Linked DNA regions of Mus musculus: region 2 is linked to region 1. The links are chromatin loops, found by intact Hi-C in ENCODE. Cell type or tissue: heart. All regions are shown on one strand. Region 1 overlaps Pde10a (phosphodiesterase 10A). Region 2 holds the start of Mpc1 (mitochondrial pyruvate carrier 1).

Region 1 (5,000 bases):
CATCATACACACCGCACTGCTCTGCCTTGGGCTGCACTCCTGCCTGCCAGTCACCTCCTTTCTTGCCCATTGGTGCTCTGCATGTAGAACGTTTCCTCTCACGGAACTTGCCAACTCTAAAAAGTCCAAATCTGCTTGTGTTTGATCAATAACTCATCATCTCCAAAACACACACGTGGCAATATTTCAGCACTTTCCATGCAACACTTTTTGTCTTGGCGATGCAGGAAATGTTTTCATCAAAGTAACAAAGGCTCTTGCCACAGCCCAGGGAAAGCAAGCTGAGGCTACCCAAATGTGGACCACGGGGCTCCCTCCTTCCTTTGGACTCCTGCTGCCTGTTCCTCATTGACCTCACTGCGTGTCAAGTATTGTGTTCACAGTGACGCAAAAGCCTGGGTGCTGGTGCCAAAGAGTGTATTTGGATTACATGGAAAAAAAATGAATAGAATGAAGTTTTGAGTACTGGAGCAAAGCTCTGCAGCCACACGATTTCATTGTTTCTTCTCTTTTAGGAAAATTAGCTTTGATAAAGGGCTATTTGGCTAAGATTCTTCCACTTAAACACCCTCCCTTGTTTCTTCAATAGACTGCTTGGAGCTGCCCTGGGAGGATGGATAAAGAGTAGATGAGCGAAGCATTTGCCCAACCCTAGAGACAGACAAAGACCAGTGAAATCCAGATTCAAAGAGGGACGATGTGCTGCAGGACACACAGAAGCACAGGAGGACCTAGACAGGTAGCTGTCAGGACAGAGAAAGTCCTCTGGAAGAGATGGTGCAATGACACAATGTCCCTTGTCCTCAGTCCCCCACTCTCTCCATACAGCCCTGCTGCTTTGCTTCCTCAATCCTGGCTTCCTATATCCACCTCTGGACCCTGTTCAGATCCATTCTTTCTGGAATCTTCCTCTTGGTTACCTCTGCAACCCTCAAATTCTCCCTCCTCCAAGACAGCACTCAGCTGTCACTCCATAGGTCATAGGTCACTTCTCATTAGGGTGTTTATGAGTGGTGCAATATGCAGCTTTCTTGCTCTGTTTGATCTTGAATAGAATCACTTGCTCAGGCCTGCCCCTCCGATCCTGTCACTCTTCTTGCCCCCAGTAGCTGTCTGCTTCCTAATCTACTAATCTACTGCTTTTCTCTCACAACTCCCCTTCCAAATGTCACAGGTCACTCCCCCACACCCATCTAATTGCGGGTTACTAAGCGCCTCTCCCAAGCACCCGGGAGACCTTCCACACCCCTGCCTTTCTCTTCATGGATGCTTTAGCGTACTTACTTCCCTTCTCCCTGTTCCCTGAAAGCTTTCTCAGGCCTTGCTCTCCTGTCTAGCTTCCTCCAAAGGACCAAAATGCTGGACAACTAGAGTAATGGAAGTTAGCACCTGATGAAAGGTTTCTTACCCACTCATTGCCCCCGATGTGAGTTAGCAACAGCTACAACATGGCCCCCACCCTCCCCTCCACCAAAAACATTGCCTTTTGGGTCTCAGCTTTCCCAGATCCCCACATGTCATCCCACCCTGTCCTCCTCACCTCACAGAGCTGTTTCTTCATGTTGCCTCGTTCTTCAAACCCCTGGACTTCAGTAGGTAAGCATTCTTAAGCATCTCTGGAATGAAGCCCACCATCAGCCATAGCCACAGGGGCGCACTCCACAGGTCTGCTAGTCACATGCTGGCCACGGGATTTTACTTCATCTCAGAGGCTCCTCTTTGAGTGCCACAGTGTGTCTGTCCCTTGTCACCTGCAGATGCTCAGTCCACTCCTGCCTGATGCACTCTTCCACTTTTCCCTGCCCCCTTCAAACACATCCTCTGCCCTCTGCCCTGAATCCTCTTCATCGTCCCTTCAGCTGCTGCCTCAGCACTAGGGGATCACGATCTTCATTTCTAACCCACTTTAGGCCAGCATCCTCGGGCCCACGCTCTCCTCCCACATCTCAGTCTTCAGAGTAGAGAGACACTGCGCCATGATACCCTTCCTTCTGCAACCAAGACCATCCATTTTTTTTTTCTCAGAAATTCCAGATTCACACAAAGCATCCATGGACTGACTCCTTAGAGGGGCATCAAATGTCATGCCTCTTTTTTTCTTCTCCAGCCTTAGGGATGGTAAAACTTTATCTAAGTGATTTGTTGTTGTTGTTGTTGTTGTTGTTGTTGTTGTTTTTAAATCTGCTATACCTTGAGCATCTCCATCTCCCTACTGCCAAACCTACCAAACCTGCCTTTGCCTGCATATTTCCTCCTCTGGGCCCCTTACCAGTAACCGGAAGCCAGGAATGCATTCCCCAAGCAACAGGCATTCAGTGCACTTGATACCACAAATACTTGAGCCCTCAACTACGATTCATGTCCACTGCTGTACCCCTGACTCGGTGGCCCCTGTATACTCCCTTCCCAAACAGCTCCAAGATTCATTTCCCAAATTACACTCAGATGAGCCTGCAGGATATAAATCACAGAAGCCTGTGGCTCATAACTCTCCCTGGTATATAGCCCTGTTCTGGCCAATCTACGGGCTTCATCACATACCAGACATCTGGGCTGCAGGTCCCAGCTCCAGCTGTGCAGCCTTTACTCTCCTCCTCCAGCTCAGGGCCCATCTGCCGGGCAGCTCTTCTCTTGACTGCTTCCCACACCATGGCTGCTCATGCTACACCACTCAGATCTCCTTCCAGATTGACCTTCATTCACAGCCCCCTGTATGAAGTCTCTGTGTGTTTTGATGTGTTTTGCTTATTCCCTTCGGGTAGCTGCTCTCTACACCACTAGAGGGCAGTAGAGAGCAGGTACCACCCAAGCCAAGAATCCCACAACCTACAAAGGTTCACAGTCCTGACTCCCAACCCAATCATACCCCCACCCCCACCCTCAGCCTTCCTAACCAGGAACCATGGTATCCAATGTCTACACAGCCAACCATCATGTTACCTATCCTTCTAGCCTCCACCTCCCTGTGTGTCGTCATGCACAGGTCCAGCTTTGTCTCCACTGCTGAGGACTGCCACAGAGACATAGCCTCTGCTACACCTTCACCATGGAAGGCCTTCTGGCTTTCCTGCACACCCGTCTAGGAACACAGAGACTGTCCTTAGCATAGGCCTGTGACTCCTTTCCCCTTGGCTGGTTAAGCTCCTGGCTATGACTTTCAGAGGTGCCTTTTTTGCCCAGTAGGTTTTCCTGGGGCTTCTGCCAGGTGAACTCTCTCCCCTGCTTCCTCCAGACTTGAGCCTGACATCCTATGAAACACTAACAGGGTCTTCCAAGCTGGGCTCTGGTCTGACCTCCTTCTGAATCTCCTTGTAGTTCTGCTGAGAACACAGGAGCAAACCTTACCCTCTCCTGGAGCTATAGCCCCATGAGAACCAATTCTGCAGAACACACTTGAATGCTGGGCCACTAGAGTTTAGTGCCAGCTCTGGGTCCAAGGCCACGTGTGCCCAGGTTGCATATGGATAGCATACCTCTTCCTCATACATGGCTCTGCTTTATTGGAACCGTGAAATTTCCTATACAAGCTGATAATGTAGCTTCTTTATGAGTCTACCCCTGTCTATGCCTCAGCATCAGAACAAAGATAAGACCCTGCCCACAGTCCTCTCCAGCCTGCCTTCTAGAAAGTAAGCCAGACAGCAGGCGTGAAGGCGGGGTAGTAGCAGATACACTGGCCAGGGCCATTCTGGGTGCCAGTATTGCCTTTGCCACAGCTATAGATTCCCTGCCCCTTAGAGTTCTTCTCCAGACTTGAAAAAAGGCTTTCCTCCATTGCACGGACTGTGTTATACGCAGGGTGGCAGTTGTGCTGGTTGGCACACTATTCCTCACACAACCTGCCTGCTACTCAACATGCTTTTCTTTGTTTTAGGACACAAAATGTTTTGTGTGAAAAACAAAAAAAAAAAAAAACCCTCCAAGAGCAATGTATCAATTTGAGATAGAAGGCCTGTCTTCTGATTTTCTAGCTCTTTCTCATTTAAACCTTCAGGAAATTCCTCTGTCCACATAGGTTTATTTCAAATTAAAAGTAGGATTCCATGGATTGCCTATTAATAATCTAAATAGTATAATACCACCCAGTTTAAATAGCTTTGCCCTTTGGACTTCTGACCTAGCCAAGAACCAGCTCACCCCTCCATGGATAGCAGATGACGTTCACTGCCCACAGCCAGCCTGGCAGGAATTCACAGCATGCTATTCGGGTCACCTTTTGGGGCACCCGTGTCTCTATGCCAGGTCTTTGGGGAGTAAAGAGTCATCTCTACACCCTCCACACAGTTGTGTTATAGAACATGTGGGTCCTCTCCAACAAGCTGTGAGTTGGGTCTTGACTGAATGTAGGCCCATGGTGGATGCAGGCAGTGCTGGGCCTTGAGTCTGGTTTTCCCCTGTGGCATCAGCTTCACAGAGCCTATGAGAATACCCTGACTGGGACGCCTGGTGCTGTCTGGAGTACTGAGTGCATTTGCTCTCACAGGGACCATATTTATCTCAGTGTATCCTGGCATCAGCCACGCAGTCCTCACACCCCGGGGAAACAGTTTAAGAGTGGCGAGTAACAGACTCACAAGTCCTGCAAAAGTACACTCACTGGGATATTTGAGGAACATACAGTAATTTGCAGTATGAAGGCATTTACACTGTGCATTCACAAACCTCTCTGGTCTTAATTTCCTTTGCTTTCTCCGTATCGCCACCCTCCATGCCTCCCCCACACAAATACACACATGCAAACACACATACAAACACACACATACACACATACAAATACACACTTTTATTTTTATGCACGGAGCTCTTTCTGCTCTTTACTGTAGTTAACTCATAAAAATATAGCACACAGAGAGACACGGGTGGGGAGGTATTTGTGGCTTGGGATTCTCATTCCTAGAGCTGTATTTTTCACAGGTGTGTCTCCTGCTCTTCCCAGGCAAAGCCTCCTCCAGCCATGCCACAATGTATCACAAAGCTGACTAGGTAGCACAGACAGCCTG
Region 2 (5,000 bases), 520 kb after region 1:
GCCTGGTCTAATGAGTTCCAAGACATGCAGAGATATGTAGAGATCCTGTCTCAAAAACAAAACAGGGCTGGAGCGATGCTCTGCCAAAGGTCCTGAGTTCAATTCCCAACAACCACATGGTGCTTTACAACCATCTGTAGTGGGATCCGATGCCCTCTTCTGTGTGTGTCTGAAGACAGCTTCATTGTACTCATATACATAAAAAAATATAAATCTTTAAAACAAAGCACCCAAAAGTAAAACTAAGAAAGTGGTTGGAGTCAGGTAGTGGTGGCGCACGCCTTTAACCCCAGCAACTTGAGAGAGGCGGAGAGGCAGGAGGATTCCTGAGTTTGAAGTTGAGCCTGGTCTACAGAGTGTGAGTTCCAGGACAACCAGGGCTACACAGAGAAACCCTGTCTCGGGGGGGGGGGGGGGGAGATATATGACTCAATGACTCAGCAGGTAATGACGCTACTGTTCTTACAAAAGAGCTGGTTTTCATTGCCAGACCTACATGAAGGCTCTCAACTGTCTGCATGCTTGTTCCAGGATGCCTGTTCTGACCTCCATAGGTACATATACTCAGGTTCACATCAAATACATAAAATTAAAAAAAAAAAAAAGAATCGAGGGCTGAGGGTATAACTTTGTAGGCCTTTTAAGGCACAGGACCTGAGTTTGAGACTCAATATTAAACAAAAAAGAACGGGGGTGGGGGAGGGACTGAGGGACTGTTAAGAAAACAGACCTAGAAATATAGAAAGTTCTTGATCTGAGTCTTATCAAAAATCAAGTGCAGCAGCACGGTGCACTGGGGGTTGAGCCCAGGCATGAAGGCGGGTCCCAGGGAAACAGAAGCGCCTCGCAAAGGAAAAGACATTAATCAAGATGGTGAAGACGGATGAGTAAGACAGTTGTAGAAACTCAAGGCACTAAGTATTTACTATTAACTACAATACTACTGTAGACTGGCTGGCCTTGAACTCAAGAGATCCTCCAGCTTGTCTCCCTTGTGCTGGGATTAAAGGCGAATGCCACCACTGGCAGGCTCGGTATTGACCACTGAGAAGAAAATTAAAAAGCAGCCCTCCACTTATCTAACTTTAAAATCACAAGAAAATAAAACTATGCTTGGAAATATTGTAATCGGTTTCTAAATTTTGTGAGATCCTTAAAATAGAATCAGGCACCAGGAAATTATAACTGAAAATGAATTCTGGAAAGTGCTTCTTCAACCTCTCAATGTCAAGCCCTCGGGACACACACCTTGCAAGTAAATGCCTCTTCTCAGACGCACTGCGTGGCTGCGACACATGATTGTCCGGTCCCCCTCCCCCAAGCACCGTCAAATGGAAAACAAACAAACAAAAAAACAAACAAAAAACCAAAAAAAAAAAAAAACCCCGCCCTCTGTGCTGCAAATTCTAGCTCCCATTACCCGGATCCCGGCACATTCCAGCACCGCTCCCGCCAAGTCCCGGGCCGGGAGACGAGGAGGGGGATGGTAGCACCCAGTGTCCCCACGTCAACCCACGCAAGGGCATCCTGACTGCCTGCCCAGGAGCGGTGTTCGTCCGGTCGGTCACGAGCCGGAGCGGCGTCCCTGCAGTCACACCGCGTCTTTCAGTCAAGGACTGGAGCTCTGTTCCCTGTCACCAGCCATTCCCTGGGTCGTCCTGCCCGGGAGCGCTGTCCGCTCGGTCACTTGTCGTCCTCTCAGTCACGGGTGGGAGCGCTGTCCCCTCGGGCATGGGTGGGAGAGGCGTCCCCTCCGGCACAGGTTGGGGCGGGGTCCCCAGTCACACCATGTCTTTCAGTTCGCGGGGCTGGAGCTGTTCCCTGTCACCTGCCATTCCCTAGGTCGCCTTAACCAAGAGCGCTGTACCCTCAGTAACCTGCGGTCCCTTAGGTCACGGGTGGGAGCTACGTCCCCTGAGTCCTGCTGTCCCTTCAGGCACGGGTGTGAGCGCTGTCCCTTCTGCCCTCCTAGTCACAGGTAGGAGCGCCATCCCCTCGGTCACTTGCTGTACCCTCGGGAGCGCCGTCCCCTCGGGCACCGGTAGGAGCGCGTTCCACCCGTGCGCCGCTCTCCTACCTTGGCACGGCGCCGCAGGGTTTTCCCGCAGCGGGCGGCTCCCCCACGGCCTACCATGACGCTCACCTCATGAGATAGTCCCGGAAGTCCTTGCTCCGGACATAGTCCGCCGCTTTGCGCACCAGCGCTCCAGCCATGGCCGTGCCGTTGGCGGTGAAGCCGCTACCTAGACAGATGACACCGCTGTGGACTCGGCTGAGGCCCTCGGCGCTCTCACCCCAGCGCCCGCCTCACGACACTCGGAGAAGCCTTACGACCGCTCGGCGCTCCACCAATGAGAACGCGCTAGACCGCAGAGCGCGTCCGGGATTGGCTGCCGCGGTCGACACACCCCCCGCCTGCCCTCGGGGCGGTGCGCGCCGCGGGGCTGCCGTCGTAAAAGGGCCCGGCGGCCCGGACGACTGGCGGTTGCTAGGGGCTGCGAGGGTGACACTCCTCTGCCCGGGGGTCCTGGGCAGGCTTCCGGGGTCTCAGCGGGGCGTGGTGGGCAGGTCGGGCTCCTGTCACCCCTCGCCTGTCCCTTTGCCCCGCGGGCGGCTGCACAGAGACGGTGAGATCCTGCAAACCGGCGGCGACCGGCTTGGGATGGAGTCACCGAGTGCAGAGGAGGGAGGCAGTTAAAAATAGCTAAGAGCCTCAGTCTCCAGAAGTGTGGCTGCCCACGTGTGGAAAGCACAGGTTACATAAGTGCCCGGAGCGTGCATACTGCAGCTTTAGCCTGTACACCCGCAGAGGCTCAGAGCCACACCCCAGACATGGCGGGGGGGGGGGGGGCAGAATGCAGAGAGAGTTGAGCCGGAGGTAATGAGAAGGGCCTGGCTACATTTCCTGTCACCACTACCACTCTTGAGGAGAGGAAAGGTGACAGAATCCCTTCCGCCGTAAACCGGATCGCGTGAAGAACACAACTGCCTTCAGGCTGCTCGCAGCCACACCCGAGTAGGCCACACCGCGCTAAGGGTCGCTAAGGCCCGTCCCCTGAGTTCGTGCCAGTGTCAGTCTTTGTTTACCAAAAGGAGGCTGAAGACGACCTTCCCCTTATAGGGAAGGGTCTGCAGGGCCCGGACTGCAGCGCTCTTGCCAGGTTTGCTCCGGAAGCCCTGGCTGTGTTCCATCTCCAGCACTGCCGTAAACCAGGCTGGGTGGTGGGAAGTTCAAGGTCACCACTGAGTCCTCGGGGTGGGGCTTGGGGCGAAAGTTATTAAACGAATGGTAATCTTCTGTGGTTTTCCCCTTCTATGCATAGTAAATATGTGCAGCTTTTCTCAGATTTAATTTTTGCCGGTTTATTCTAACAATCTTCCGAGAATAGAGGGGACTCTCTTCCTTACCAAAACCGAACCTGAAGCGGGCCTTGGTGGCAAATGAGTTTGATCCCAGCACCGAAGATGCAGAGGCAGAGGCAGAGGCAGGAGGATTTGAGTTCAAGGCCAGCCGTGTCTATATAGCTAGTTCTGTAGCCCTGGCTACTCAGAGAAACCCTGTCTCAAACAAAATTTAAAAAACGAAAAACAAAAAACAAGGCCAGGCAAAAAAAACAAAACAAAAAAAAAAAAAAACACACAAACAGCAACAACAACAAAAGCACAATTTGGGGATTATACCTCAAATCAAGGAAAGTTGAGTAATTTAGAATGCCACTGGGGAATATGAAGTCTGGAATGCACTGGCAGAAATGAATATAGGAAGTTAAACCAAACACTCAAGGGAATGCATAAGTATTAAGAATGGACATTCCCTTTGGCCAGCAATTCCTTTCTAGAGCTGTCCCTGGAAAGGCTAGTTTGTGGAGCTTATTTTAATATGGAAACAATCCTCAAGGCGTTCCAGCGTGTGTCATAGTGTGTAACTTAGCAGGTGAGAGAGAAAAGAGGACCCATTCAAGGCTGGCCTGCGCTACATGACATCCTGTCTTAAATAACTGCAAATTAGTAATAAACCAGGCCTGGTAGTGTACACTTTTATCCTAACAAGTGGGAGGCAGAGGTAGGCAGACCTCCTATGAGTTCTGAGACCAGTCTGGTTTAGATAGCGACTAGGCAAGAAAACAAGTTATTTATGTTCTAGTGCTAAGTAATTATAGTATTTATCTGCAGGAAAAAATGTGTGGACTATTGTATAAAGTATGTTACTCATTTGTGCTCAGCGATGTTTTTGTGTGCAAAGATATTGGGACAACACTGACAGTGGCTACCCCTAAGTGTAACGGAAGGGACATGAGATGGAGGAAAGTAATTTTTTTTTTTACTGTGTAGCCCTGGCTGGCCTGGAACTTGTGACATCTTCTGTTAAAAGGATGTTTTATTGTAATCTGGGCATGGTGGTGAACCCCTCTAATCCCAGAACTCAGGAAGCAGATCTCTGAGCTTGAGGCCAGCCTGGTCTACCTAGTGCATTCTAGGACAGCTAGAGCTTCATAGTGAGACTCTATCAGTCAATCGATCAATCAGTGTTTCATTATATGGATAGAATAATGCTTCTGAGTGGTCTCTAGATCTAGAAACATTTGAGAGACTAAGGTGCAAGGATGGAAGTCAGTTCACACTGGGTCAGACACAGCGGGGAAAGTCTAGGAAGCTTATGTCTGAGTCATGATACCCACTGCGACCAAAAGAAAGTTCTGCAGTAGCCTGTGCCTACATGTGTCAATACCCCGGTTAAAGCATGAGTGAAGGTACCAATTGTGGGTGGAAAGAGATGTTCCCAGAGCCATGTGGGCTATTGACCCTAGGAGGTCCTAGATATTTCAAAACTGAGAAAGGCTATTGCCACTGCTGCTGGGTGCTTGCCAAAGTTAGATACTAACGCCCAGTTGCTGAAGATGCCATGCACTTTGGTTGTAAGACTTGGAGACATAAAGCTGGAACTGAACTAGACGTGTTCCCTGTCTGCTGACTAGCGTTTAGAGTGCTGGAAGGTGTCT

Evidence for each region. Peaks named below come from ENCODE experiments on the same cell type or tissue, not always from the same donor. Only the 100,000 strongest peaks of a DNase experiment are listed, where the experiment ranks them.
Region 2: it touches region 1 in a loop (2.8-fold over the local background); 1 of 42 quality-filtered maps calls a loop at or near these places.

Annotation. Positions count from the first base shown.
Region 1 is chr17:8,805,344-8,810,343 of GRCm38, reverse strand. The region is part of intron 1 of Pde10a (phosphodiesterase 10A); the gene reads right to left. Among named protein-coding and RNA genes, the nearest start is that of Pde10a, 6.1 kb to the right of the region's middle. In heart, a CTCF peak has its summit at 2,770 (motif pointing right); no DNase peak of the experiment used is centred here; H3K27me3 peaks cover 4,222 bases.
Region 2 is chr17:8,281,105-8,286,104 of GRCm38, reverse strand. Mpc1 (mitochondrial pyruvate carrier 1) reads right to left here and starts at 2,318. Exons shown (of 5, transcript NM_018819.5): 1 at 2,144-2,318. The coding sequence starts at 2,214. In heart, CTCF peaks have their summits at 1,841 and 2,044; DNase peaks (open chromatin) are centred at 1,644, 2,364, 2,704 and 3,104; H3K4me3 peaks cover 2,786 bases; H3K27ac peaks cover 2,853 bases.